Regions from separate parts of the Homo sapiens genome. Here region 1 is linked to region 2. A link is a loop called in an ENCODE intact Hi-C map of the cell type or tissue named here. Cell type or tissue: mammary epithelial cell. All regions are shown on one strand. Links, peaks and the distances in the headings refer to the core of each region. The heading gives the core; the rest is flanking DNA. Region 1 overlaps SLC44A3-AS1 (SLC44A3 antisense RNA 1). Region 2 overlaps SLC44A3-AS1 (SLC44A3 antisense RNA 1).

Region 1 (15,452 bases), core at 6,016-8,515, 120 kb after region 2:
GGCCTGACACGGTGGCCCACACCTGTAACCACAGCACTTTGGGAGGCCAAGGTGGGCGGATCACAAGGTCAAGAGATCGAGACCATCCTGGCCAACATGGTGAAACCCCGTCTCTACTAAAAATACAAAAAAATTAGCTGGGCGTGGTGGCGCATGCCTGTAGTCCCAGCTATTCGAGAGGCTGAGGCAGGAGAATCACTTGAACCCGGGAGGCGGAGGTTGCAGTGAGCCAAGATTGGGCCACTGGACTCCAGCCTGGTAACAGAGTGAGACTCCATCTCAAAAAAAAAAAGTATTGGAAGAAAATGGAAAAAAATTAAAATTACCAATACCCCTCATCATTTCTTAAATCTTATATGAAGTAAGTCACAGTAGAAATCCCCTCTCTGCCCATGGAAAACCATTCGACCAAGGAAACCACTGCTAACAGTTTGATAGATATCCTTTCTTCTTCTTACACTTATGCAGGCATATTTAAATCACGTTTTAGAAACAAAAAGTTAAGTATCCTATACCTATTGATCTGCAGCTTAATTTTTTTCAGTTAGTATCATATTTTCACAGGTCAGTTTATACAAAACTATTTTGTTACTTTTAACAGGCAACAAGGAACCAGTAAAGGACTTTAAGTTTGGGAACAAGTGGATCAAATATGTTTTTTATGGAGCCTGGATGGGAGAAAAGAGGACCGAGGCAGAGAGTCCACTTAGGGAAGGCCATGGTGAGAACTCTATTGAAAAGGCCATAGGGATGAGATTTGAGATTTCTGAGGTAGAATCATCAGGATTGTGACAGGTGATGGATTGGCTATGAGAATGGCTTGGTGAAAGTTCTTTTGTTGTATGTAACAGAAGCCACTCAAGGCAAGAAACATTTCGAAGCCAGGATTCAAAGGCAGGAACGAAATCGGGCCTGAGGATGGCCTGGAACCCAGAACTAGAAAGCTATCAGGAGTCAAGATCACTGTCTACTATTTCTAGGGTGTAGATCTCTCATTTCAACTTCTCTCTGAAGGTCCACCTCATTGTCCTCTGTGTGACTACTTCCCCATGCACTGATGCTTCTCCCAGCTGCAGAGCAAGTGCTAACTTAGATCAGTCCAACCCAGAACAACAAAACCGGAATCTGGGGGGATGCCTGGCCATCGTGTGTGTGTACATGTATGTGTGTGTGTGTGTATGGTGTGTATCGAGGACTAAGCTCTGATTTTTTTTTTTTTACCATGCCTGGCCACTGCACGTGCGCACGTGTGTGTGTGTGTGTGGTGTGTTGAGGACTAAATTCTAATTTTTTTTTTTATCTTGCCCAAATTCCTATCTAAGGAGTCTGGGGAGTCATGCCCTACAAATTATAAATTCTCATCGATGAGTTTTATTTAACCCTATATATGGTGACTTACTTTCCAACCTGACTCTGGCTTACTTTCCAACCTGATTCTGGCATAACATTAAGAGACAAAGTAGAAAATCAAAATATTTTACCCCAAAACGTGTTTCTTTGCCATATTTTGAAATGGCCCTGCAAAGCTGTTCTTTGTGGGGGAAAATTTGCATCTGTAAAGAAACTTTATTAACATAGCTAGGTCTTTTTCTTCCTGACCTAAAGAGATTAACTAAGATCTGAATAGGAAACGTTTGACATCTATCGTCTCTAAGGGCAGCCACTATAAGACTTTGAAAGAATTTTGGTCTCCACAATCTGTATCTTAACCTGAACATTCCCTTTCTATGAATCCCAGGTCTTTAGACACAGGTCTTTAGACAAACTCAACCAATTGTCAACCGGAAAATGTTTAAATTCACCTGTAGCCTGGAAGCCCCCCCTTCCCCCCCATCCCTCTCCCCACCTTTGAGTTGTCCCGCCTTTCTGGACCGACCCAATGTATTTAAATGTATTTGATTGATGTCTCATGGTTCTCTAAAATGTATAAAACCAAGCTGTGCCAGGACCACCTTGGGCACAGGTTCTCAGGACCTCCTGAGGGCTGTGTCACGGGCCATGGTCACTCATATTTGGCTCATAATAAATCTCTAAATATTTTAGAGTTTGACTCTTTTCATAGACAGTGTTTTCAGAATTCCTGGGCAATTTCAACATAGAGCGAAGGTGAAGAATCTCCAGTTTGGCACGGCTCAGGGTCTTGGAGGCGCCATTTCCACGTTTGCAGGAGAGAGGATGTGATTGGCCCAGCCTGGGTCAGGTGTCCACGCTGGTCCAATCAACTGTGGCTGTAGACAGGGGCACCGGGACAGGATGGGAATAAGCAGGGGTTTTTTTTAGCTCAGCCTCTCCTGCTAAGGAGTGGAAAGGAAGGGAGGAGTGGCCCGGACAACATCAAGGTTCTGTAGTTCCACATGGCACAGGCAAATCAGGTTTCGTGTTTACCTCTTGCTCCTTCTTCCCAGGACAAAGCCCTGGCCTTAGTGGAAAATGAGTACTTTATATCACTGGCACGGGTCCCATTACTCCCTCCCTGCCCGAAAGGACAAAGGGAGTGGCCTCGTCCCTGGGCTGCAGTCCCCAGGCTTCCCTCCTCCACCAGGAGCCCGAGCTGCCTGAAGGTGCCTCTCTCAGAGCCATTTAACCAAGTCCCTCGGCAAAGAGCATGTCTGCTGGGAAGTGGAAGCAAACAGCTGTGAAATGATAGGCTGGAATCAACTTCTTTTTTGTCATCAGAATGAGTGACGGGGGAGTGAACTGTGGCTTCATATTTCCACCCAGATTTGGGGGAGGAAGGGAGGCAAGAAATTGCTGACCGGAGGAATTTGAATGCTAGAGAAGCTGGCCATTTGCTGTGTCTTCCCTCATATTTACTTCAACTGTTGTTAGGCAGTTCCTCCCACTCGCCTAAGACCCGTCTTCCTAAATGGAGAATTCCTCACACCCGGCCTCAACGGGAGGTGAAACCTGGGCTGCATTTGAAGGGACTTAGCCTAACCGCAAGAGATTCATGTTTCCTGTGCCTCCAACTCAAAGTCAGATTGCTATGGGGGCGTGGATCTTAACATAACTATCCAAACCCAAGAACAGCCCGAGGGTGGGTTGGAAGAGGCCTCTTTGTCTTCCTGTCTGCCAGGTCTTATCTTCTCTTTTCATATCCTGGTCTTGATCACCGCTTCCACAGTGTTTTTATACTTGGCCCACTTGGCAATTTATGCATGTGTTTTTGAGTGAATATTTTTCAGTTTTGTTTTTATTTCTCTGGAAAAGCTAAGAGGGTTATATTGCTGTGCCAAGACAGAGGACTTACTCTAGATTCAGAAGACCCAGATCTCAAGTCCCAGATCTTCCAATTGCTAGTTTTGTACCTTAGGCAAATGACTTCGGTCCCCCCACCCCCATTCTCCTGTGGCTGTGTTTATACTTCTCTTATTATAGCTATCCTATGTCTGTGTTTCCTAGGAAATTTTGAACATCTTAATATAAATTTTTATTTATCTTGGTAACAAACGCAGTGCCTAGTACATTGCCTGATACATAGATATACAAAAAAAAAAAAAAAAACAAAATGTAAATTCTCACAGTCTATGAAATTGGGACAATTACACCAAATTGTAAATATTGAATAAGACAATTCATGTGATTTATAAACTATAAAAAATACTATGTTTAAAAGTTGTAACAATGTCACTATAAAATTTTGCAGAGTTTTTTTTTTTAATGGTTCTCTTATTCTTACTGCATATTTGAAAAGTTTAGGGTAAGGAGTTTGTGAGGAAAACCTAGGATTTCTTATTTGCAAGAAATTATTTTATTAATTACATGACTTACTCTGTTTCTGGCATAAGCCTCTGTTCTCACTTACGGTGTTTTTTCATTTAACTAGTTACATTGTCTAATGGTTAATATTTGTGGTGTAAAGGATGATAGCTCTAAATGAGGGTTTGTCAACCTTTGCACTGTTGACATTTTGGGCCAGATAATTCTTTGTTGATGGGGAGGGGCCTGTCCTGTTGAGCAGCATCCCTTGCACCCCACCCACTAGATGCCAGTAGCCCTTCCCCCTAGTTGTAACAACCAACAGTATCTCCAGACATTATCAAATGTCCCCTGGAAGGGGGTGCAAAATCACCCCTTCTTCACTGTTGAGCACCATTGCTCTGAAGTTATGACTTATGCTTTTTTCTCTTGCATCTTCTGTTATTAACTTTCTCAATATTTTAAATGTATGTCTCTTAAGTGCTGCAAAATCAGACCACTCTGAAGTCCACTCAAAGCATTTTTCACTCACTTGGGTCTGAAGACAGGCATGTCCTTCAATGCATCTGATTACTCAGAGAAGATTTCCCTAGCTTGCCAGAGAAATTCCCTCTTTCTCCCTCATTCTTCCTCTATACACAAGGTTGGCACAGATCAATCCTAAAATTCCATTCACCATGACTTCCAAAAGCAAGTAGGCTTCTTGCTTTTAAAGCCTGTGATGTCCTACCTTCTCAGAGTTCCCTAGGTGAACACATAATCAAGGCCCCACTGTCAGCCTCCCTGCACTAGAGGGACCCTTGATTTACTGCATATGTACATTTGGGTGTGGTCACTTTATGTTATCATAAAGACAAGTCTCTCCTAAGTGAACAGACACCCATCTTTTCTTGCACAAGTGTACTTTTTTTCTTAGCCTCCCTCCCTTTCTCTGTGTTTGGTGTCTTTATGGACTTGTGCCAATTTACAGGAAGTGACTTAATTTTTCCACCCCATGGACGGCTGGAGCCAGTGTTACAGTCCTCTTGCTGCAGACAAGATGCCTACTTTCCTCCCAGCTTCCTGTTTACCTCACTTCAAGGAGCACCGAGGCCCAAGATTTTGTCTGAAATTCATTTTCTCCAAGATGCAAAAGCTGTTATTAATAACCTCCATTTGTTTGCCTACGACCTTGTTAAGCACGAATGTACCAAGTACAAATGGTACCCACTCCTCTGAGCACTTGGTACTCACTTAACAAATCCCTGTCTCCCTGATAGAAAGGATGCTGTGTCATCAGAAAATTGCCCTACATACTATGCACACAGCTCCCATTCCTTCTTAAGGAACCTCATTCCTGTGGACAAGAAAGAAGGGGGCTTGCTGTCCTCTGACTGCTTATGCACATATTGAATGCCCAGGGTCCGACACATAACAACACTTTTTTCTCCTCAGCTTTTACTTTAGGCTCAGGGTGTATGTGCAGCTTTGTTACATGGGAAAATTGCATGTCACTGGGGTTTGGAGTACAAATGATTTCATCACCCAGGTAGTGAGCATGGTACTTGACAGCTAGTTTTTTAACCCTCACCATCTTCCTACCCTTCTCCCTCAATTAGTCCCCAGTGTCTATGGTTCCCATCTTTATGTCCATGTGTACTTAATGTTTAGCTCCCACTTATAAGTGAGAACATGCAGTTTTTGGTTTTCTGATCCTGCACAATGGCCTCCGGCTGCATCCGTGTTCCTGCAAAGGACATGATTTTGGTTTTCTTATGGCTGCATAGTATTCCATGGTATGTATGTACCACATTTTCTTTATCCAATTCACTGTTGGGCACCAAGGTTGATTCCATATCTTTGTTATTGTGATTAGTGCTATAACGAACATATGGGCACATGTGTATTTTTAGTAGAATGATTTCTGTTCCTTTGGATATATACCCAGTAATGGGATTGCTAGGTCGAATGGTAGTTCTAAGTTCTTTGAGAAATCCCCACACTGCTTTCCACAGTAGTTGAACCTGTTTACATTCCTTCCAGCAGTGTATAAGCATTCCCTTTTCTCCACAACCTCTCCAGCGTCTGTGATTTTTTTTTACTTTTTAATAGCCATTCTGACCAGTGTGAGATGGTATCTCATTGTGATTTTGGTTTGCATTTCTGTAATGATTAGTAATGTTCAGCAGTTTTTATATGCTTGTTGGCCACCTGTATGTCTTCTTTTGAGAAGTGTTCCATGTCCTTTGCCCATTTTTTAATGGGGTTGTTTGTTTGTTTGCTACATAACATTTCTACAGTTGCTTTTGGCAAGAGTGATGGCTCAAGACTGCTATCTTTACAAAGTAGCTACATTTTAAATTAACATTCTGAAGATGAGCTGACATCTAAAAAGACAGGAGAATAGTTTAATAGGAACCCATCTGATAAGGAAATTTGGATGGGCTGTTTAATGGATCCACCATGCTTCAGAATAATTCCCTTCACATTGACAACCACCATCACCACCACCCCTTTGAACTCCTACTTAGTGCTTGATGTACATTATCTCATTTAAATCTCACAACAATCCTGATGAGGTTTTACTGGAAGTAAGTATTATTACTTCCATCTTATAGATGAGGAAACTAAAACTCAGAGATGTTGTGTGAACTTGACCAAGGTCACACAGTTGTTAAGTAGCAAATTTAGGATTTGATCCAAAGCACAACAAAGTGAGATGCTGGACATTAGCAACCAGAACAGAGATTTCTCTGAAACTCTGAAGAGGAATAAAGAGCTTCCTGTCTAATCCCAGCAACTATCACATTAAGAAAAAAATCTTAAAAACATCTCTTGGGGTAATATGAAAAATACAAGATTAGGAATCATAAGATCTGGGTCTTAATCCCTACTTTACTACTTTCAAGCTGAATGATCAGGGACAATTTATTGATTACCGCTGAGCATCGGTTTTCTCATCTCACATGGAAATTACAGGGCTATTGTGAGTAATTATGTTTTAACTGTTAATCTCTACAAAAATGTAGTTCGACCACAGGCATTTCCAAAGAGTCTCATCACCCAGATCCTGGGAAGAACCTGGCTTCTCTACTCAAGTCAAGTTGGACAGCCATTGCTGAGGCTGTCCAAAGACAATGTTCTCTTTCTCATAACATCAGCGATGACACAGGGAAAGCGAGCATGTCAGGCCATGGGGCTGCTTCTCTAATAGGCTGGCCATGTTTGGAACATAGGTCTGGGCCTCTTTTGGCCAGTAACCACAAGGACAGGACGAACAGACGCAAGGGCATGCCTCCAAGTGGCTGGCCAGCACCCGGGGGCTTTGGAACACTGTGGTTAACCTCAGGGCCTGGCAGGAGGGAAAAGTCCTAGCTCCCAAGTTAGTCGCTTCCACAAAAGTAAACCAAAATGAGTCATATGAAGATGGAGAAACCACCAGAGACAGCTTTCCATGTAAGGATCACAGTAAAGAATAAAAGCCAGCAATGGGAGAACTCTAAGCCCTTGGATGGCTGATGTTTCCTTCTTAGTCAGTATGTGAGATGTGTGGCCAGACACGAGCATGGGTATGTGTGTGTGTGCAGTGAGGGAAATCTGTGTGTATTCTTCTGCCTCCTCTGTGGCTGGTTTGCCAGCTGCTGCTCAACATCATTCAAGTGGATTGGAAACTTATACAGTAGTATTATTAGAGGGTGACCCTGGTTCTTTTTGATATTACAAAATTGCCCTTTAAAAAGCTTTTCTTGCTTTGACTCTGAGAGGGGGCATGGAGTGGGGTCCATATATTCTACCTGTGCACATATGCATGTAAATATGAGTGGATAAGCAAGGACAGCCAGAGCTCTTGAAAGTAAATGTCTCAGTAGACGGGTTGGAAGACAAAATTGAGGAAATAGTCCCAAATGTAATGAAGAAAGGATGGAAATTATGAGGGAAAAGTTGAAAGAAATGTAGGATCATTTCACAAAGTCCAACATCCATCTAGCAGGATTCCAGAAAAAAAAAAGTGAAGATGAGGGGAAACATTATCAAAGGAAAGACAAGAATTTCAGACTGGAAGGACCCACCGAATATTGAGCAAAAAGAGTAAAAAGGGACCCATATACACTGTGATAAAATTTAGAAATATAAAAATAATATTCTCAGTGATTTCAGAAAGTAGATACTCTAGAAAAATAAGAATTAGCCCAAGCTTTGCCTTCTTGTCAGTAATTTTGGATGCCAGAAGAGTAACCTAGTGAAGCAATCGATGCCTTTGTAGTACCAAGGGAATTTGATTTTCCATTTAGAATCATCAATCCCAGTCAAACCATTCAAATGTCAGAGCAAATAGTTTTTCAGAACCACACTACTTGATCCTTCAGTAAATAATATGTATACAGTTATATTATAAAAATTCATTATTGATTTTTGTTCTTCAGAATTAACCTATAGACAAAATAAAAACTCAACTGTTTATCCCCCTATTCTGAAAGATTACCTGTGTGCACACTCCAGTAAGATAAAAGAGGAATCTAAGAAAAAGAAATTCATAGGATCCAAGAAACATTAGAAATAATTTAAGGATGTAATTAAAATTTTAGAAAAATACGATGGTAACTGTGGTACATACCTAGAAGATGATGAGACAAAATTAGGTCATTCAAAATGGTATGCTTAAGAATCTGGATGATCTTCATGATATGGTAAAGAGGATGTATGTGTCTATTGTCAATTACTTTAAAAACGAAAAGCAAATAGGAGCCCCAGAATAAAACAAAAATCAGAATTAGAAGCAACCTAAATTAGGACATAGTTTGGAAAAACTGATTAGGGTAGGAAAAGAGAATTCATTTTCTTTTGCATTGCCTAGGATTATTTATTTCTTACTTCATTCTTCAGTAAATAATTTTTATATATTCACAGGATTGACATTGGGGAAGAAACTGTATATTGGTTTTCAATATTTAGAATCAAATTTTAAACAAAGCAGGGAAGACTTAACTATGGTTTCAGAGTAGAATATAATTATTACAAACCCAGTAAATACAAAAGAGAATCCAGGAAAGGCAGAAGTTAGAAGGTGAAGGAAGTAGGAAGGGTGGAGGGGAAAATGGGGTAATGAGTTCCTCATTTTTCTTGTAAGGAATCAAGTGGAATACAGTCTAAAATTATGAAGATGGAAAGACACAGAGGCAGTGGAGGATAACACACACCCTCATGTGGCAGGAGTCAATAAATACTGTTGAAAGTTGATAAATCAAAAAAGAGAGGTATAAGCATATTACTCAGTATTTTGTGGCAACCACCTAACGAACTGAAACCAGAACTGGTTAAAGTGGATTGCCGTTGGGAGTGGGAGGGAGTGAGGACAAGGAGAAGGAGACTTTGCATAGTGTTTTGTCCTATTTGAGTGTAACTTCCATCACATGTGGGCATTACTTTTAAAATAAAACTGGGAAGAAGAATAAGATTACCAAGCGTTGACATTGGGGAAGAAACAGAAGCTTTTATACCCTGTTTGCAAGAGTGAAAACTGAATTGGTCCAAGCTTTTTTTAAAAAAAGTCATGAAATGCTGAGAAAACTTGAAGTTATGTGTGTGCCTTTAGGAGTTCTATTTTAAGTAAGACATGGAAGTTTTAATACACTTATGCTGCAAACTGGGAAGTGCTAGGGAACCCACATCCTCCCCATCAGCCTGGCTGGAGCCATCTGGGACAAGCATCTATTTGTTACAGAAATTTTATACAGCAGGAGCTTGAGAGTGACTCTGTCACTTACCTCATGAATGCACAAACTCCTGAGAAGAGGAGCCGGAGGGAACGGCAGTGGCCTTTCCTGAAGAAATGAGGGATGCTTTTCTCTCACAACTTCATGGCAGGCCACAATTTTGTCTTACACCATATTGTCACAGGAAGAAATGCTGCCTGCGGAGACTCAAGAACAGGACACAGACCAAACAGGAAAATCCCAATGAGACCATGGATCCCTGGAGGGGATCCTCTTTTGCAACCCTCAAAGGCAAAGCACTTTGCAGGCAGTAGGCATTTATATTAGTGTGCTAGGGCTGCCATAACAGAATAGCATACACTGGGGGTGCTTACACAACAAATATTTATTTTCGTACAGTCCTGGAGGCTCAAGTTTGAGATTAAGGTGCACCAGGATTGGTTTCTGGTAAGGCCTCTCTTCCTGGCTTGCAGACAGCCACCTTCTTGGTGTGTCATCACATGACTTTTTCTCTGTGTATACAAAGAGAGAGAGAGATCTCTAGTGTCTCTTTTTATAAGGACACCAGTCCTATCAGCTTAGGATCCAATCCTTATGACCTCATTTAACCTTGATTACCTTCTTGAAGGTGTTATCTCCAAATACAGTCATATTGGTAGTTAGGGCTTCAACATATGAATTTGGAGGTGACACGATTCAGTCCATAACAGTATGGAATAAGCACCTATGGTTATTGAATAATGAATGCTCTGACTGCTTTCCTGGATACATGGGGGCCCTAATTTTTATGCTACATAATGGATGCTGTAAGGAGAAAGAAACTATCCTTCTTGTTCACACCCATCTTTTCCCTCCTCAAGGTGGATGTCATTGCTAATATGATTGCACTGCTAAGGTCATCAAGAGGGCAGTTTTTACAGTGTCCCTATGAGATGGCAGGGACTTGCTCACCCATCACTCAGCAAACATCCACATGTCCATGACCAGCTACTGCCCCCCTCACACCTGGCCCCACATTGGGACCTGGCTCATTCTATCTTCATCACTACCAGCTATGGTCTGAATTTTTGTGTCCCCTTCCTCCACAGATTAATATGTTGAATCCTAATTACCAACTCGATAGTATTAGGAGATGGGACCTTTGAGAAGTGATTAGGTTATAAGGATGGAGCCCTCATGGACCGGATTAATGGAAAGAGAAGAAAAGAAAAGAAAAAAGAAAAGAAAAGAAAAGGAAAGAAAGGGGTCCAGAGAGCTGCCTTGCCCTTCTACTATGTGAGGACACAGCAAGAAGGCATCATCTATGATCCAGGAAGTGGGCCCTCACCAGACACCAAATCTGCTGGTGCTTTGATCTTGAACTTACCAGTCTTCAGAACTGTGAGCAACAAATTTCTGTTGTTTAAAAGCCACCCAGTTTAAGGTATGTTTGTTATAGTCGCCCAAACAGACCAAAATGCTCTCTCTTTCTAACCAAGGGGTAATGAGAGGCTGAGATCTGTATTCATTTTTAGGGGTAAATAATGGGGGCTCCACTTCAGTTTATAGCCTTAATTGTATGCTCTCTGGAGGAGGAGAAAATGGGGATGGGCAGAGATGTAGAATAGATATTGTACACACCCCACAAAAAAATAGCAGCCTTTGTTTTCCATTTGCTGTCTTCTCTCTGTCCTACCATCTGTCCTCAGAGAGAAGAGGCCTCACAGGCAAGAAGAACACGAGAACACAGATGCTCCCAGGGTCCCTGGAAAAATGCCATCAAAATCTAGTGTACATCTGTAACAAAGACAGTTTATTGTTCCAAGAGGCTGCATGTTTCACCTAATAAAGAGTCATATAAACATAAGGAAGCTCTGGCCTCAAGCTACAAATGCATTTGCTCACTGAGTGCCTGACTGGAGGACAGACTGTGCTTCCTGAACAAACCAGAACCATATAAAAACAATCCTCCCTGAGTACACAGGACCCAAAGTGATTTCTCAGGATGCTCATTTCCTTTCACAAGTAGTCCCAGGTAGTATGTCATGTCCAGAGCAGTCCTGGTACTCTCCTAGAACACCACAGCTCAACATCCTTTCGGTTCACTGTCCAGAGGCCTAGCATGCTCATTTCCTCTCTAAACCCCTTGACTCTCAGAAATGTCCCTAACACATTTACAGTTTACAAAGTATTTTCACATGTCATTTAATTCTTGCAAGTACTCTGTGAGATGACAGAGACTCAATCATTCATTTATTCAGCAAGCACTAATCAAGGGCTAGGTACCATGCCAGACCCTGGGGAGACAGAACAAGCTAAGATGTGCTGCCCACACTTGAGGAGCTCACAGAACACCAAGGGAAACAGGCAATGCCCCGGCCTAGCTGCCATGGCAGGAGGGCACCACAACTTAAGAGAGCACAGAGGGAGTCCATTCTGGCTCAGGAGAACCAGGGAGGTTTCCTGAGGAATATGGTCTCATTCCTGATGGGAGTCAGAGCTGAGCAGGCAAAGAAGGGGACCAAAGGAATGCCAGGCAAGCAGGAGGGCATTCAAGTTATAAAAGAGAAAGCGTGGCCCAAGTGTGGTGCTTTGAGCAGCTGAGTATGGCTTGAAGTAGAGTGTGAAGTGTGGGAGGGGAGGTGGACAGGAGATAAATCCAGAGAGGAACTCGGGGCCAGATCACAGGTGAGTATATTTCAGGACATGGTAAGGAAATTTGGATTTTTACCCTAGGGAAATAAATAGGTAATTGCTAAGGGTTTTAAGTAAGGCAGGTACATGAATGAGCTGTGCAGTTTAGAAAGAGTAATCAGAATGGGTAGGTGCAGTGGCTCACACCTGTAATCCCAGGACTTTGGGAGGCCAAGGCGGGCTGATCACTTGAGTTCAGGAGTTCAAGACCAGCCTGGCCAATATGGTGAAATCTCGTCTCTACTAGAAATACAAAAATTAGCCAGGCGTGGTAGCACACACCTGTAATCCCAGCTACTCAGGAGGCTGAGGCAGGATAATCACTTGAACCTGGAAGGAGGAGGTTGCAGTGAGCCAAGATTACATCACTGCACTCCAGCCTGGGGGATAGAGCGAGACTCCATCTCAAAAAAAAAAAAAAAGAGTAATCAGCCAGTGCAGATGCTGGACTGAGGGAATAAGCCAGGAAGATCCTGAGTGGTCCAGGAGAGAGAAGAGATTTTCATTCAGAGCAGTGGGAATGGGGATGGGGAGTAGGGATGGTTCAGGATATATTTAAGAGGACATACAGGACTTGTGACTGGATGACTGTGAATGGTGTAGGGGAAGCTGGGGCAAACATCCAGATTTCTGTTTGGGCCCATGAGTAGATGATGGTGCCATTCACCTAAGTAGGATGAGGAAGAGGAACAGGTTTGGGAAGAAAGTGAACGATTGATTGGGCATGCTGAGTTCTAGGGACATATAAATCCCAAACAGAGATGTTTGGGGAAGTTTGGGTTCAGGGCTCGGCAACTCAAGGGAGAGGTCTGGCTTGGTGATATGGATTTAGGGGACTCTGGCATAGTAGCTGTAGATGGTGTCACAGAAGTATGTGAGGTCTCCCAAAGGGAGGATGCAGAAGCCTGATGTCATTAGACAGATGAAGGGACTGAGGCTGCCTGAAGATCTCATAGCTGGTCCATGGCAGAGCTGGGCTGGAGCCAGGTCTTCTGACTCCAAGCCCAGTGCCCTATCTGCCACACAAAAGTCTAGCCAAGGACTCCTGGATATGAGCCTGGGCTGTACCTGGAAGCCAGCAGGTTTTACCTCTGTTGTTTCCTTGTTTTATCTAATAGGAAGTAGCCCTTGAGCAGTGGCCAAGAAGCCCTTCATCATGTTGCTCTTGGTAGGCTACAAGGGTGAGTGGAGGAATAGTCTAAATACCTACTGGGGAGATACCCTTGGGTGAGACAAGGCAGAAAATGCTCACACTTGCCACCATGTTCACCCTGTCATTCAATCCTTACATCTGCTCTTCCTGGGTCACTCACCTTCCTGCTTACTTCCCTAGACTCTGCTCACATCAGGTTCTTTGCTTCACCTCCCCTCTCCATCAAAATCTTCTTGTTTTAGTCCCATCCCACCTCCACTCTATAGTTCTCTGCTAGACTATGAGATAAAGCAAGTCCTGCTAAGATGGGTACTAATCAGTTAATGAGAAATCCATCCCATGGTACCCACTCCTTTTAACCAGAATTCTTGGAGACATGTAAGTAGCATTGCTAAAGGCAATAATTTGAAGCAATTTGGCCAATTATTGAGGAAAGGATAGGCATATAGGCAGGAGAGGAAGTAAGAGAGAAAGTTGGGGCCCGATCACCATCGGTATGTTTCATATTACATTAACATGTTTGGAGTTGAGTTCATTCAACATGGTGATGCAGTGGCCTGCTGGTTAAGGCCCTCCTTGTCATGACAGTTGACATTCTATTTCAACACCTGTAAACAATAGGTGTGCCCTTCTGTACACACACACCGTAAGCATCTCTTGTCTCCTCATCTGCAATACAACAGAACAGAGACAGGGTGATTTTTCAAATCAAGGCCACAGGTCCCAAATGTTTTTCTCAAATTCTGTTAGTGATCTCATTGGTAGAACCAGTGCCAGGCCGGGCTAGAAATCCAATCAGAAACAATGTTTACTAAGGGCTGAATTAAGAAGGAATCTCTTGGGTGAGGGAGGGTTTTTCTCCCTTGGCAAAATATGATTTGCTGTTTTCAAGTTAATGAAAAGAAGGGGGAAAACAAAAAATAACAACTGAAAGATCTTTTAAAGGAAGTACAAACTTGGACAGACCAAGGAACACTTATGAAACAGCCTGCCCTGCTGTCTGGTTCCAGCCTTGCAAGACTTAAGCCACAGTGACCCCAGGGTCACGGAAAGAAGCAGCCCGCTGGGGTTAGGGTTTGAGGAGGAGGAATGCTGTCCAGCACATGTGGGGCAGGGCGGCAGGTTTATCTCAAGGGCTCAAGATTCTACAGTAAGCCCCAGGGTATGTTGACTGCCTGTCTGGGTAGACATCGGGCCACCCAGTCCTCTAATGTGACTCTGGATGATGGGTTGGCCGCAGATGGTGAGGCGAGCCCAGCTGGCCTTACAGCTACAGACAGGAAATGCCAGAGCCCTGGGGATTGGGCATCATGGAGTTCATTAAATCACATGCCTTCCAGCTGTAAGGTTGTCCAGTCTCACTCCCATCAGTTGATGTCTGAATTCCCTCAGCAACATTCTTACCAAGTGGTCATTAAGCCAGTACTTGAATAGCCCCCATGACAGAAACTTTTATCCTTCAAGAAAGTCAGTTTTGTCTTTGGATAGTTCTGGCTGGAGGGGTAGGAGTTACTAAATCCCTCCATTACTTCAACTGCCTGGTGGGGGATGGTTCTCTGCACTCACACAGAAGACATTTCTGCCCATCCCAAGTGGCAGGAGTTGGTCTGAACACCTGGGTCTGCCAGAAGGCACATCATTCTAGTCACCCTACATCTCCAAGCATAGGTGACAGGGGCATTTTGAACTGCATGTCACAGGAAGAGGTCTGCTTTGTTTACCTCTGAATCTTCAGCAGCTGCCCCATGATTGACACTAGAAAAACTAGATAAATATTTCCAAAAAATGAATTTATGAACAAGCCTAAGGCTTTGCCATTTATCTCATCAAGAAAGAGAATTTGGATTTACAAAAGTCAAATGTGATTTTAAAGGGCATTCAACACTCAACAAAGTCATTCTAACCACTCCTCCCTTAACCCAGTGCACGCCACCTAGGGTAAGTACCAAATTTTGTGCTGTGCTTTTGCAATGGGTCTCTACTTGAAGAGATATACTATTTCCTTTATCATATTGTAAATTCCTCCAGGAAGTTTCACCAGAAAGTTATTCTGACTTATTGTATAACTTCCAAAGTTATACAGTGCAGGGCAGACATTGAATAGTAAAAATGTTCCACACTTGGTCTATACTAGGTACCCACAAATATTTATTGAATGAATGAGTGAATGAATGGCAGAGGGAAAGGCTTTGTTGTTGTTTTGTAAAAGTAGAGAAGTCAGATTATCCAAACTT
Region 2 (15,452 bases), core at 5,227-7,726:
TTACATTTCTAAGTTAAGTGCAAGCATCCTGGATATTGTAACAGACTGGGAGTTGTATTAGAGTCTATTTGATTCTCAAAGCATTTCGCGGCCTTTCATTAGGCAGCACCCTGCCTTCCACGTCACAGGCTGTCACAGACACTTGTTGAGGATGATGCTGGTGACGTCATCAGTCCTTTTTCAGCAAAGTCTCCTGAAAATAAAGCTCAGATTGGCTGTGCACATCTCTGGACCTAGTCCAGAGTCAAGCACCACTGAGGGCAGGGACCTGCCCAGGGGTGCTGCTGACGTTTGAGATGGAGTGGTTCTTCACAGCACAGAAGTGTTCCATCACTGTGGGACATTTAATATCCCTGCCCTCTTCACTAGATGTTTGCAACACTCCCCAATCATTGCGATAACCGTGACACCATGGTTAACCCTACATTACCAAATACCCTCTAAGAGATTCCGCTTTCTCTTCTTAGTCAGTAACCAGTAGAAGATTGCCCCTTTGGTTCTGAAGATGTTAGCTATGGGAACCTCAAAGGCTTAGGAAACTGCCAACACCTGAGATCTAACTTGATCTAACCTTAACCCACCATCTATTTCTGCCATGACCATGCTACTTTCATCCTTTATAATTGCCAGGCAGAAATAACAAATACTTTGGGATATTGTTGTTCATGACCACTATCCACCCCAGACTTTCCTATCAAATCACATGCAAGTGCTTTAAACCTGCTGCATTAGAATTAAGGCTTTGAGTTATTCACTGAGAAGGAAAAGTTCCAGAAGTTCAGAAACTTAGGAAGCAGTGTGGAGCCCAAGAGACCCAGAGAGCAGCAGTTCTTCTTTAGAGCACATGCAGCTTCTGAGATTCTTCTTCTGGCTGTGCATGTTGAGGAAAAGATGATCCCTTGGCTTCTGCAATCGCCTTTGCACTTGCTCCTTCCTCTGAAGAGCTCACCAGGAAGTCTCTCTGGGCGCCTTCTCCGCACTCCAGACTTCCCACACTCAGCAGCACCTCCACCCTGACCCTGCCTCCTTCCAACTAAGTCGTTTCACTTCCTGTTGTCTGGGGCAGTCAACACATGTAAACTTTCAGAGCTGAGTTTTATTTTTTTTGAGGGAAAATATTTTAAGGAATTTTTAGGGGGATTTCAGTAGAAGACCCAGGGATTCCCAGCACTGTTCTGCTATGCTAAGAATATTAAGTTGTAGTACCCTAAATATTTGCAAAGTCACATTGTCCTTTCCCTTGTTTCTGAAAAGAACAAAACCGTGCAGCCAATAGCTGATCATTCCATTTTCAAGTTCACCTAGGTCAGAAAACCACTGTGGGCAGTTGCTTCAAGGCAGCTTATAACTGCTTCCATGGAAGTCATTGTTTATTTTTATTTTTTAATTAATTAATTAATTAATTAATTAATTTGAGACGGAGTCTCACTCTGTCGCCCAGGCTGGACAGCAGTGGCATCCTCTTGGCTCATTGCAACCTCCGCCTCCCAGGTTCCAGCAATTCTCCTGCCTCAGCCTTCCGAGTACCTGGGACTACAGGTGTGCACCACCACACCTGGCTAATTTTTGTATTTTTTGGTAGAGACGGGCTTTCACCATATTGGCCAGGCTGGTCTCGAACTCCTGACCTTGTGATCCACCCGCCTCAGCCTCCCAAAGTACTGGGATTACAGGCATGAGCTACCACGCTTGGCTGCAATTGTTTATTAAGAGCAGTTACTTGGCCTTTGGGAATATCAATATTTATACTACCAAAAAACAAAATGCAAAGAATTCATGAAGGTCTCTAGAAATTTGAAAAAAGTAGTGTAATGGTGAAGAAGAGAACAGTCATTGGTGTTCTGGATTAAAGTCCTAGCTCTACCCACCTAATGCAGTGGACAAATTACTTGACCTCTCTTATCCTCAGGAGTCTCAGCTATATAGTAGGAATAATAATATTACTTATGACAGGGGGTTTTGGAAAGGATTATGTAAAATAAAATAAGTGAAGAATTGAGCTAATTCCTGGCATATAGTAGTCACTTAACATATTGTAATTATGATGATGGTTTTTCCTACAGAAAGAATGGACACTTGAGAAAATAAAGGTTTTGTTGGGGAGGGGAAGAAGGAAGGGAGGAAAGATGAGCCTAAAGAAGTAAAAACATTTTTTCCAATTACAAATTTATTAACCCCTAAAATAATGTTATAGTTTCAGAGAAAATTAGAAGCATAGAAAAAAAAAAGCAAGATTGTGGTGACATATATGTAATTAACTGAACAAGCAGGAAGAATTCAAAAGCATTTGAATTGAGATCCTAGAATTCATAGCTGGTCTCCCTGCCCACCAAGAAGGCATGTTAATCTGGATTCTTTAGAGATAATAGAAATGTCTTAAATTCCTTTGGGTGCAGTAAAATGGCCCTAGCTTGCACTAGCCCCATTGAAAGGTAGAGATTAAATTGAAGATAACCAAGCACCTGTCATTCTTCCCACTGCCTTCTGGATCACTACAAAGAAATAAGGATTTGTCTTTTCAAAGAGCAGGAGAGCAGTAGCTCATGAGGCAGTGTTGATTGACGGTTCATGCTCGAAGAAAGGTATGAGTGCTGCACTCAATTTTAACTTAAAAAAAAATCTGAGACTTGTATTTCCTGTTAGAAAGCTCTGCAGAGGGGTGTGTCCAAGGATTCTGGAGAATTAATGACAGACATATGGGTAGCTTCTTAGCGACACAGGAGGAGATGAGATGCACGTATGCCGTGTGTTAGGGGGGTAATGGGTGCTTGGATTGAAACTCGTCTGCTGTTTGCTGAGCCCCACTCCTCCTTCAGAGTCGCTTTCAGGCCTCCATTTCTCCATGAAGCACTTTTAACACTGATCCACACTAAAAATAATGACAATAGCATATTAGTAACAATAGTAATTACCATTTATTCAATGCCTACCAGTTGCTAGGCACTATGCTAGGAGTTTAACATATAATATCTATTTCTTAACAATAATCCGATCCTAAAAACAATCCAACAAGCTTTATGCGTATTACCTCTGATTTTTATAACGAGTAAGATAAGTTTTATTATCCTTGCTTCACAGATGAGGAAATAGGCTTAGAGAGGTTGTAGTGTGCCCAAGTCCTCACAGCCTGTTGCAGACACAGCTGGCATTGGACACTTTCCTGAGGGCAAGGGTCTGGATGTGCACATCTTTTGTAGCCCTCATAGCACAGCCCTCAGTCCCTCTTGTTCTGCAAAAGGTCCTCAGCATATGTTATATGATTATGTGATTCTGTCAAAGGTGTTCAAATGAGAGTGACTCCATCTTGAATAGGGGCTGGGTAAAATAAGGCTGAGACCTACTGGGCTGCATTCCCAAGTGGTTAGGCATTAGGCATTCTTAGTCACAGAATGGGATAGGAGGTCGGCACAAGATACAGGTCACGAAGACCTTGCTGATTAAGCAGGATGTGGTAAGGAAGCTGGCCAAAATCTGCCAAAACCAAGATGGCAATGAAAGTGACCTCTGCTCATCTTCACTGCTCATTATACGCTGATTATAATACATTAGCATGCTAAAAGACACTCCCACCAGTGCCATGAAGTTTACAAATGACATGGCAACATCAGGAAGTTACCCTATTTGGTCTAAAAGGGAGAGGAACCCTCAGTTTCAAGAATTGCCCACCTCTTTCCCGGAAAACTCATGAATAATCCACACTTTGTTGCATATAATCAAGAAATAACTATAAGTATACTCAGTGGAGCAGCCCGTGCTGCTACTCTGCCTATGGAGTAGCCATTCTTTATTCCTTTACTTTTCTAATAAACTTGCTTTCACTTTGTGGAAATGCCCCGAATTCTTTCTTGCCCAAGGTCCAAGAGTCCTCTCTTGGGGTCTAAATTAGGATCCCTTTCTGGTAACACTTCAAATAAATATTTGCCATCTACATTTAGGGGTGGTACTATGGTGTGTGTACATCCTGGGGCTGGTATACAGGGAACCTGGATGTGGTCTCTGAGAGAGCTCGAGGCACCGGCATCCACTAGCCACGTGCTGCCAGCAGCTGGGCTGCCTGCCTCTCGCCATACTCATCCACATCCCAGAAAATGCCAGGATTTAGAGCCGGAGCTGACCACTCACACCATCTGGACCATCCCCATCTATAAATCTACACATATAGGGTCTTTTTTGAGTGAGACTCAGAGAGCGTGAGTCAACCAAGTTCATATAGCTAAAAGTGGCAGGGTTGGGACATGAATGCAGGTCACCTCCTAAACCTTCATCCCACCCTTTTCCATGATACAACAGCAAGGCAGGGCATGAGGGAATGTCAGAGCAGAAGATGGCCCTGGCTGAGCTGTCCATGGTGGCGGTCTTTCAGGGAACCCGCCCCGAAAATCACATAGGTTCTTTTCTGTTTTCCTAAGCATCTGCTGGCTTGAGAAATAAAGGGACAAAGTACAAAAGAGAGAAATTTTAAAGCTGGGCATCCACGGGGGACATCACACGTTGGTAGGATCCGTGATGCCACAAAACCAGCCAGTTTTTATTAGGGAAGTTTTTATTAGGGATTTTCAAAAGGGGAGGGAGTGTGCAAATAGGTGTGGGTGACAGACATCAAGTACTTAACAGGGTAATAGAATATCACAAGGCAAGTGGAGGCAGGGGGAGATCACAGGACCATAAGACTGAGGTGAAATTAAAATTGCTAATGAAGTTTCGGGCACCATTGTCATTGATAACATCTTATCAGGAGACAGGGTTTTGAGATCAACTGTTCTGACCAAAATTTATTAGGCGGGAATTTCCTCTTCCTAATAAGCCTGGGAGCGCTATGGGAGACTGGAGTCTATTTCACCTCTGCAGACTTGACATTAAGAGACAGGTACGCCCTGGGGGGGCCAGTTCAGAGACCTACCCCTAGGTGTGCATTCTCTTTCTCAGGGATGTTCCATGCTGAGAAAGAGAATTCAGTGATATTTCTCTCATTTGCTTTTGAAAGAAGAGAAATATGGCTCTGTTCTGCCCGGCTCACCGGTGGTCAGAGTTTAAGGTTATCTCTCTTATTCCCTGAACATTGCTGTTATCCTGTTCTTTTTTCAAGGTGCTCAGATTTCATATTGCACAAACACACATGCTGTACAATTTGTGCAGTTAATGCAATTATTACAGGGTCCTGAGGTGATACACATCCTCCTCGGCTGACAAGATTAAGAGATTAAAGTAAAGACAGGCATAGGAAATCACAGGGGTATTGACTGGGGAAGTGATAAGTCTCCATGAAATCTTTACAATTTATGTTTAGAGATTGCAGTAAAGACAGGCATAAGAAATTACAAAAGTATTAATTTGGGGAACTAATAAATGTCCATAAAATCTTCACAATCCATGTTCTTCTGTCATGGCTTCAGCTGGTCCCTCCATTTGGGGTCCCTGACTTCCCGCAACAGCGGTCAGTCTGGCCATTGGGCTGGGGTGGAGTGACATAGATCACATGCCTGTCAGTCATGCCCCACCCGGCACCACTATGCAACAGCCCCAGATGCACATGCAGGACAGGCAGGGGACCAGCCTGTGGAGAACATTTTGTCTGCCTAGAGTTAAGCCTTGTCAGTGATTGACAATGTGGACCAAGGGAGAAGGTCTATTTTCTGAAAGTTTCATTCTGCATGCTCCCTTAAAAACCCATTGTAATGTTCATCCAAGCAAGCTACACGTTTGTGGCAGATTTCTCTTGATTATATTTGGCTTATTTTGCTTATTTCAGATTTTATCTGTTATACCTGTCTAAACATTCCAGAATAAACCACAGGTATGCAAATCTTGGTTAACTATTTAAAAATAGGGATACTTGCAGTTGAAAATACTTTTATTTTACAAAGTGAGTTTTTTTTTAACAATCTGTACCAAGTTTCACAGATTCACTGTTTTTTTCTTTCCTGGAGGAAATTACCCTACACAATAAAACTATATTCCCCTCGTGTTGCCCCTTTCTTCAAAGTAGGTCAGCAAACCCTCGAGCATATGTTATGTGGAAGGAAGGCTCTGTGGCAGATAACAGCTATGGACACTCATCTCTGTCCTCAAGGGGTTTACACTTCATTTGCAGAAAAACAACAACAGCTGGCAGGTATTGAATACCTCTTGTGTGCCAGGCACTATTCCAGGCACTTTGCATAGGCTATCACATTGACTCCTCCTAACATGCTTAGTGAGGTGGTACTAGTGGGTGAGAAACTGAGAGGCTCAGGGAGGTTTTGTGTTTTGCCCAAGATCACAACTACTGTGAGTGGTAGAGCTGGTCTGTGTACCTGGCAGTCTGACTCCATGCACACCTACCTATTAAGTGCTACAGCCAGCAGGTGCCACCACTTAACAGTTGCTGCTGTATATGGATTGGTTCCCCAACAAGGGTGCAGATGCCTGGTAGATTCACAACATCTTACCTCTTTTGAATGCCCAACAGCCCCAGGAGCGCTGTGCTCCCAGTTCAGGTTGACTAAATGTTCTTTGACTGATTGCACAGGAGAGGGGAGATACGTTGTCTTGCGGTGCCCTGAGAATTGAGATGGACCTTATAAGGAATAAACTCTCTCAACAGTGAGGATGAAATCAAGCCCAGGAACATTTCCTAGGACAGGCCTTGGCAAGCCTTAGCGAGGACCTAATCATCCAATGCTGCCAAGAAGCAATAGTTTAGACGTCGTTATGTCCCACGTTCTCAAACAAGTTTACCTGTTGCACTGGAGAGTCGACTTTCAGTTCAGGGATCAGGAGCCTCCACATGTGGGTCCTTGCTTAGGAACCCTGCGGCAGCATTGAGGGGAGAGAAGCTCGGAGCCCCTCCTGCCCTCAAGTGCTCAAAGTGGAGCTCTGAGCTGTAATAAGGCCTTGGTCCTGGCACCAGACAAAATGTATGTGTGTATGTATATTTATGTGTCTATCTAGCCTTTATTCATTTATATATTTAAATTTTACATTTTGATGATGAAGCCATAGGCCTCACTCTACTTGTCTAGGAGCTGTGTTCTGAGTTCCACCTGCAGCTAACCCCGTGTAGATATTATGCCGCTCAGGGCTGAGGCTGGGGAAAGGCAGGAATCAAAATAGAGGGGCCAAGTCCAGTGGAGGCTGGATCCATCCTGGAATATGTCATCTGTGACATTTAAAGCCACCAAAGGCATTTTCCAGCAACCTTTAACATCCTGGGCAGAGGGGTCTGGAAAAAAGTTGTGTTCCCTCCTTTAACCTCCCTTTCCACCTGGTGCTTCCTTTTCCAAGAATAAAAGGGCGCTACCTGTGTGAGTTGGCCAGGCCACTCTGCAGCCAAAGAATCTGGGGGCTGGCTCAGTGCCAGGCAGCACCACACCCAGGTCTGCTATCCTGCACATTTATCTGCAGAGGCCCTGCACGCTGCTGGGGAGGAGAGGTGGGCTTTCTTGGCTGACTCATGCCGAGGAAGTGAAAAGCCCAGACACATTTGGTTCATCAATTCCTCCCAGGTCTCAGCCTGTGCTTACTAACCCAGGCAGTGTGTACTGACACTGAGAAACTGGGTGTCTCTGGGAGTCAGTGATCTCAGATCTGTGGGTGACATATAGGACTTGATGATTTGATCTTCATTTCAAGTACCAACTGCTTTTTTATCTTCTTTTACTTTGTTCTTCTTTAACTCATTAGGGAATTTTTCAGTAGGATTAAGTAAAATAGATTCCTCAAATTTGTTTCCAAGTTCAGATCCAACCAGGATTTTTCAACATCCTCTTGGTTCCCTGCCACATACAATAAATACTATGGTCAAATATTATTACATCATGACAGCAATGTCTAAGGTGAGGCTTGTAGAAACAGCATTGAAAGGAGTCCTGGATATCCTGGTCCTGATTCTGGAGATGGGGAGGCATTCATTCCAGGATTGGACCTTCTACCCTTAAGGCAGGCCCAGCTCCAGGCTTCTCCTGCCTGAATACTACACACAGTTCCTAAGCCAGGAGCCCTATGTTGGCTCAAGAACCTGGAACTTAAAGCAGACTCCTCCAGTGCTAGAGACAAATGGGAGGTAGCAATGCCCGAACAATTGACCCTTGACAGCTTTGGATGGACAGAGAAGGTCTTCAACAAAGTCATTCTTTCTCATCTCAGTGGTCTTTGAAGAACTCCTTCCAGCTGAGCTACTGTGGAGTTAACTCAGCATGGCTGAGCATTTATCGGAACCTACTAAGTGCTGTGAGGTACCAGGCCCTGCAAAAGTAAGGATAAATGTGCCCAGTTCCTGTCCTGCGTGGACTCAAAGGGCGAGCAGGCCTTGGGTTGATGATTTAGCCCAGGACAATGATCAGAACACACTGTGGGCCTAAATGATTCACCAGAGTCTGCTTTTCTCAGGGATGTAGTCTTGACGGAATCCTAAAGAAGTTCCTTTATCTCTAGCATTTTCTCTTGTTTTCTGTCATTTCCTACCTACTGTGGGGTTTAAAGGGGCTGATGAGGGAGGGAAGCAAATACACAGTGTGTTGAATGAGCAGGTTGGTTACCTTGTGGACAACTGTGCTTGTCCTCCTGGGACCTGGGAAGGATGGTGTAGAACTTTCCTGGCACCATCCCACTTGCAGGCGAGGAATCCGGGGGACGTGTCTACCAGTTCCATCCGCCACTGGCAGAGAGCATTCACTCCCCAGAAAGCCTGGCCTGACCTGCCTGTGGCCCCAGCACATTCCTGAGGACAAAGAAATCCAGAGAAATTGCTGAGGCAGAGAGTCACAGAAGGCGCAGGCCTGCGGAAGGGTGAGGCCAGTGGACCTGGGCAAGGCATTGGCAGACGGTGTCATGCTCCCAGGCCTGGTGGAGCTGCCTGCAGCACAGAGACCAGCCCTCCTGAGGATGAGGGGAAACAGCAGGCAGCGTGGGAATGGCAGCATTAATACCCCACCCAGGGCAGAGGAACGTGGACCCAGCGATGTCAGCCTCTCCTCCCCACACCAGCGGGAGAAAGTGGGAGCACAGGCAGAGGTGTTGTTTCAGGCAGCTCTCCTAACAGAACTTTCCTTATGAAAATATGTAAGCACTCAGGGAAATAGGTTTGAATTAACTTTACATACACACAGTGAGGTTTCCTCAGTCCATACATGGCCTCAGCACAGGCTCAGAGCATCACCTGTACAATTCCTGCACTGACCGACACAGGTTTAGCTGGTAGCAGGGACAGGTGCTGGGTGGGAAGCTCTCAGTTCCTGCTTTTCACCCCCATCTAAGTGTTCTCTGAGACCAGGGATTGATCCTGGCTCACCTGGAGTGTGCTCCACAGTCTGAGGATTTGGGAGGGTTTCTGTGTTCATGCCTACCTGGCAGGCAGAGGTTTCTGTGACCTAAAAGCTGTCTGTGGGAGCCTGTCTGGCTCTTGTGAGCCTGCTTCCTGGGAGCAGCCCCAGCCTCCCTGTGTGTCTCATGCCCCCTGGACTCAACAGGGGCTTGGAAGATCCTGAGGCTGCATCAGGGTCCTTGGCCAAAATTCACACTGGAAGTTACTCTGCCTGACTCCTAGGTGCCAAGGAGTCTATTAATACTTATGAGCTGTTCATTAGCATTGGGAGAAATCAGCCCAAACTCTGGCGGGAAGGGAGGGTGTGTGTTTGTCTAAATAGTTTGGCGCTTGGTCAGCCGCCCTCCTGTTTGTGAAATCTGTGAGGCCCCTCACCACAGCCTGGGGCTGGAAGCAGGCCTCCAGTCGAGCTGGCAGCAACCCCAGCCCCCTAGGTTCTGGCCACAGCGAAGAGAACATTCAGGTTCGAGCCCCCTTCATCCTCAGGCCGGGAGGAGATTGAAGTCTCTGACATGTCTTTTCAACTCCTTCCATTTAATTGTTAATTAGGAGAGAGCAGAGGGAAGAAGGAAAGGTAAATGTTTCCCTTCTTGACAAAGCAATCACTCTGCGGCTGGGCCACAGTTCCCTGACCAGTGAGGAGCCCAGGTGAGTCCTCATCGGCTCAGAAATGGTGAGCAGTTCTTTCCAGCCCTGACCTCCCGAGCCCAGGAAGCCTTCTTGCTTTTCCTCTTTAGGTGAACATAGCCCTTTTGGGTTGAGAAAAGAGCAGGAGATGGCCAGGCACAAAAAGTTATTCTCTAAAGATCTTGCCTAGGAAGAGAGAAATCAAAGCTAAACCCAGGCTCTGTATCAGATCAGGGACCAACTCTCATCTCAGCTGTCGACGCTGCTGTGGTTCCAGGCCTCTTGGATGAACTGGTTGGGCTGCCTGAGCAGTTTATTTCTAAAGGGTATAGGAGCCTCTGGGATAGAACTCATTACAGGGGGAGAGCGAGGCATAGTGGGCCTCGCCAACAGTGAAGCGTCAGGTGTCGGAGGCAAGCTGCGATTCTGACTTCAGTGTGGTTGCATCTGTTCTCCATCTGGTCCCTTGGAGACCTCATCTGGGTCACAGGAGAGAAAGGGTGGCCAGTAAAATATATATACACACATATATATATATGATAAAATATTCTTTAAAAATCTCAGCTTCATCCTGTCACCCACCAACTGTGTGACTGTGGGCAGGTTACCTCTCCTCTCTACGCCTCAGCCTCCTCATCATTAAATGGTGATGCCCGCAGTGCCTGAGAGGGCTGCTCTGAAGTCATTGGAGTTCGTGTTTGTAAACTGCTTAGAATGCTGTAAATGCTAAGTGTTATATAAACAAAACGCAAAGCACCTGTAAGACAGGGCACAAGAAGCTCTAGTTTGGGACTGTCTGACAGTGCCCAAGGAGGAGAGCGAAGCAGGCCTCACGCCTCTCCGCAGACCCCGAGAGGCTCCAGCACATCAGAGAGCAGCACCAGCTCAGCTCCTGCAGCACCCAGGGGTTCCTCTGCTGGCAGGGAATGCTTTGGGGATGCAGAGACAGCTGGGGCTGGAGTGTGCATTGGAGAAAGGCCTGTGTGGGTGGGTAAGAGGCAGCTGCAGGTGGGCCGCTACTGTGAATGTAGCCTCGTCCACACCTGCTGGCTCTGAGGCCCAAGGGGCTGGGTCACAGATAGAAGCCCCTGCACAGCTCCATTCAGAGTCAAAGTCCGTTTCCCTGTAGCCCCTAGGTAGCTCAGAGAAAGGTGAGGGTGGTCTCCTGGGAGGGGCCTGAAGCGCAGCAGTTCTCCCCATCTCACCTGTTATTCTGTTAAGTTTAGTAGCTGAGTCCACTTAGGCTACTATAACAAAGTGCCACAAGCTGGGTGGTTTGTCAACAACAGAAATTTATTCCTCACAGTTCTGGAGGCTGAGAAATCCAAGATCGAGGCACTGGCAGATTTGGTGTCTGCTGAGGGCCCACTTTCTGGTTCATAAATGGCACCTCGCTGTGTCCTCACAGAGTGGGAGGGGCACGTGAGCTCCCGGGCCCGTTTCCTAAGGGCCCTCATGACCTAATTACCTCCCCAGAGGCCCCACCTCCTAACACCATCACCTTGGTGGTTAGAATTTCACCATAAGAATTTGGGACGGACACAAATATTCAGACCATAGCATTTAATAAAACTCCTCCGTTCTTTTGTGTTTCACTTCTATGGGGCTGGGCTTCTTCCATGTTCATAAATACAAATCCCAATCCTTATGGACTGTGCTCACAGGAAACCTTATTTTGAATCCTTTGGCTCACTTGTGAGGGTAGCTGTTACAACTGACAAGTGGAGTCCATGAAAAGTCAACACCAAAAGGTGGGCTCTTTGAAAAGCAGCTGGAAAAGAAAGTGGAAGAGGAATGGGAGGCCAGGCTGCATTTGAAAGGAAGGGTGTTAATTAGGAACCCCTCATTTTAAAGAGGGGCTAGACCCCTTGCTCAAGGCTTAATAAGAGGCTTCAGAACTCGTCCTGCTGGCTCCCCCCAGCCTTCACCCCAGCTCCCCTCTGTAATATAAGCAGAGAGCTAGGGAAAGAAGGAGAAAGAGGGCAAGTGTTAGTCAATGTGGTGTTCACAAGGGGAGGTGACTTCCTCCCCAAAGCTAGGTGGAGACTTGGATGTGCTCTGAGACTGGGGGTGCCCTCGGAGTAGAGCAGAACATGGTGACCCTGGGAAAGCTCTTGAAGAACCTGGCTTGTGTGCTGGGAGTTTGGAGGCACCCATGAACGTTGAGGCCAAAACCTGGAGATTTCTGAAGGCAGAAGGCCTGTGGAAGTGGCCTGGGTGGAGGAACGAGGTTACTGTCCATCAGTTGCTTGGCAGTAAGCTAATTGGCCAAGTGAGGCAATGCCCTGCCCAGAGAGGAAGTTAAAGGCACAAGCCACAATGCTGGTCAAAGGGAGATATGGCTGCCCTGAAGGGGGACTCAGAACAGGGGTATGGCTGGATACAGCTTCCAAAAAACCTTGCCCATCATTTATGATAAGATCAGTGTACCATCAAAATTTCCAGGATCATATAGACCCTGACCGAGCCAGGGTGACACTAGAAACATCCCACACAGACAGGTGGCTGGCCATGTTAGATGGTCCCTGTCCCCCTCCAACCTAAAGGCACTTAACCCATGAAAGGGAAAGTGAAGAATAAGAGGACTGACCACACACTCGACCTCCCTCAAATCCCTTGCTGAGGGCTGACTTTCCCAAGGAGAGGTAAGAAATGAGATTTAAATTGGATCCGAGGTTGGCATTTTGAACCAGACTGGGCTGGACAATGAATAAATGTGATTGTTAGATTATGGAATATACTTAAGACAGTCATTACAGGATGGGCAAAGTGGTGACTGGAGAAAGAAAAAACCTTATCATACTTGTTTCCCACCTACTTGAGACTCCTCAAGCCATTTTTGCAGCCATTAATTCTAGAAACGTTAATAATATATCTTCCTTTTGAAACACAAAATTTGGAGAAACTTAAAAATGGAGCAAGAGTGGTTGCCTTGTTTGGAGCAAAGATCTGAAAACTCTGAAACATTCTTCAAGCTTGGGGAGCTGCTTCCGAAGATTTGTTGATGCATGGTTTATTCGTTTTCTAACGCTGCTGTAACAAATTACCACACAGTGGCTGAAAACAACACAACTCTATCATCTTATAGCTCTATAGGTTAGAAGTCCAACATAGGACTCACTAAGCTAAAATCAAGATCTTAGGCCTTTCTGGAGGCCATAGAGGTGAATCTGTTTCCTTGCCATTTTCAGGTTCTAGAAGTAGCCAACATTCCCACATTCCTTGGTCCGTGGCCATTCTTCCATCTTCAAAATCAGCAATGGAAGGTTGAGACCTTCTCCCTGCACCACTCTGACTTCTCTTCTGCCTTCCTCTTCCACTTTTAAGGACACTTGTGATTACATTGGGCCCACCCAGATAATCCAGGATAATCTTTAGATCAAGTCGGTTGGCAACCTCAATTTCACCTGCAAGTGTAATTCCCCTTTTCCATGCAACCTAACATATTTGCAGGTTCTGGAGATTAGGACATGGACAACTTCGGAGAGCCATTATTCTCCTACCACATGTGGCTTGCATATTATTGAATTCAACTTAATTTAACACAAATGCACGCGATCCTCACAATAAACCAGCCAAGATTCAATCACAAGCCATCACCTTGCCTCACAGGAGTAGGGAGAAGCCCAGCTTACTGTGAACCATGAAAGAGAGGAGCCAAAAGGCTACTGGACATTGATCATGTCCGCAGGGCCAAATGAAAGCTGTTCAATCCCACTTATGCCCCGAGCAGGAGAGCCCGCAGGACACATGCCCCGCACTCACCTGCAGCGAGGATCTGAACTCCTGAGCTGCTGCCTGCCTCCACCCACATGCTCCGCTGATACCAGCACTTACCCTTTCCACTGATAAACATCTTATCAGCACGGCAGGTATCTGGCTTTCAAAATCCTAAATGACTATGACCAGTTTGAGGTGCTACAAGATGCTGCTGACTTAGGGAACAAGAAAGGTGGAGTGCCCTCTCATTAGGTTCCTGAGTGGTAAAGAGAGCTGGAGCCACCCTCCCTCCCATCTTCAGGGAGGCCCAGGGTGGGAGAGTGTGCTGGAGACTAGGACTCAGTGCTCTTAGCTGCGCCTCCTGGGATGGGAGATGCAGGCGGGGATCCTGGTAACTCTTCTGTATTTTGTCAGACTGATGTCTCATCCTCACAGCTCCTGGCTCAGGGAGCACTGACAGTTGCTATCTGGACTCCAGATATGGAAATGGGATTCTAGCCATCATTCCCTGCCATGCTGGCCCAGCCGTACTGGGCCTTATGAGTGTCCTGGAGTGTTGAGGAGGTATGAAGAGCAGAGCCCCTGTGGAGTGTCACCTCCTCACACCTTGCTGGGCCCTCTGGGGTCCAGGGAGTTCTCACCTCCATTAGGGCACCCTAGCAGGTTAGCTTGGCCCTGGGGTAGGGGCAGGGGCAGGGGCAGGGATTTGGTCCGGCATGACCCCTGGTCGTTGGAATGCTTCCCCAGAGCACTCCCTCCCTCGGTCCTGTCATTGGGGCACTTTGAGGACAGCAAACTCACTGTTAGGCCACTCTCAGCGATGGGCTCCTGGGCAGCTGAGACATCAGTGAGGGATTCCTTCCCCACTGCAGCACAGCCACCCCGCCCAGCTGTTTTATACAAAAGCTCTCATTCTGTTTAAGAAGGCTCACCAGCCTGCTGGCAAGGGTGAGACGGACTGTTAAGCCAGAACCTCAAGCTGTTGGGACTTGTTTACCCTTCTGAAGAGTGAGATGGGTCCGTTGTGCCCTAGAATCACAATACCACCTTGATTCAGAGAATGAGATGGGTCTACCCTTTCCTAGAAACACAATATGAGGCCTTGGCATCACCCTTCCCTGAGAACATTCATTCATTTAAGATGGGATCATCTTCCCCCTAAGAACTGACTGAAGACCTTCCTTCCAAAGCACAAAAATCCACAAATCCACTCTAAGCACATTTTTTATAATGAGCACTATGACTTTCATAATGGAAAAAAAAATCATCTGTATTTTTAAATGTTTGAATGGCAAGGCCATGTAGATTGCAGCCAGATGAGATCACATTCCCAATTAAAATAATCAGTTTCCAGTGTTCAGACACTTTGGTGGAGCTGTAGCCTGACAATAATTTTGCCATGGTTGTTTTAGGGATGAGTACACAGGGAAGTTTCCTACCTCAGAAAGAACCCTGGACTAAGTCGGAAGACCTGGCTGTCAACTCCAGCTCTTTCTCTTTGCCGATGTGACCTTGAGCCTTGGTTTCTCCCTCTGTCAGGTGGGGAGAGGGATGTAGCCCCACCTACCTGCCGCCTAGGGTGTTGTGAAATTCTGATGAAATAAGGCCAGTGAAAGAGTGTCATCATCAGGTGGCCCTGGAGAGGAAAAGTGGCTGAGAATCCCCTGCAATGCTGGTGATTCTATTAGGCAACAGTAGCAGAGCATGTACCTGCCCATCACTCCCGCTGCCCTCAAGCACAGCTTCCAAGGGACACCATCAGCCGGGACTAGGACTCCAATGGCAAGGCTGGGAGACTGGGAGA

What was found. A loop is a pair of places that touch in the nucleus more often than their neighbours do. Peaks named below come from ENCODE experiments on the same cell type or tissue, not always from the same donor. Only the 100,000 strongest peaks of a DNase experiment are listed, where the experiment ranks them.
Region 1: a loop joins it to region 2, with 6 times the contacts of the local background. A loop is called at or near these places in 3 of 110 quality-filtered maps.

Annotation. Positions count from the first base shown.
Region 1 is chr1:94,732,826-94,748,277 of GRCh38, forward strand. All of the region lies in intron 1 of SLC44A3-AS1 (SLC44A3 antisense RNA 1), which reads right to left. It overlaps MIR378G (microRNA 378g), which reads right to left and starts at 13,075; the gene lies at 13,035-13,075. RefSeq lists an enhancer at 1,382-2,324. In mammary epithelial cell, for the core only: no CTCF peak of the experiment used is centred there; a DNase peak (open chromatin) is centred at 6,976; H3K27ac peaks cover 1,356 bases.
Region 2 is chr1:94,614,203-94,629,654 of GRCh38, forward strand. SLC44A3-AS1 (SLC44A3 antisense RNA 1) reads right to left here. Exons shown (of 6, transcript NR_160780.1): 5 at 8,517-10,407; 6 at 2,150-2,869. All of the region lies in intron 1 of LOC105378861 (a long non-coding RNA gene), which reads left to right. Among named protein-coding and RNA genes, the nearest start is that of MIR12133, 78 kb to the left of the region's middle. RefSeq lists an enhancer at 10,926-11,433. In mammary epithelial cell, for the core only: a CTCF peak has its summit at 6,349 (motif pointing right); DNase peaks (open chromatin) are centred at 6,589 and 7,409; H3K27ac peaks cover 2,363 bases.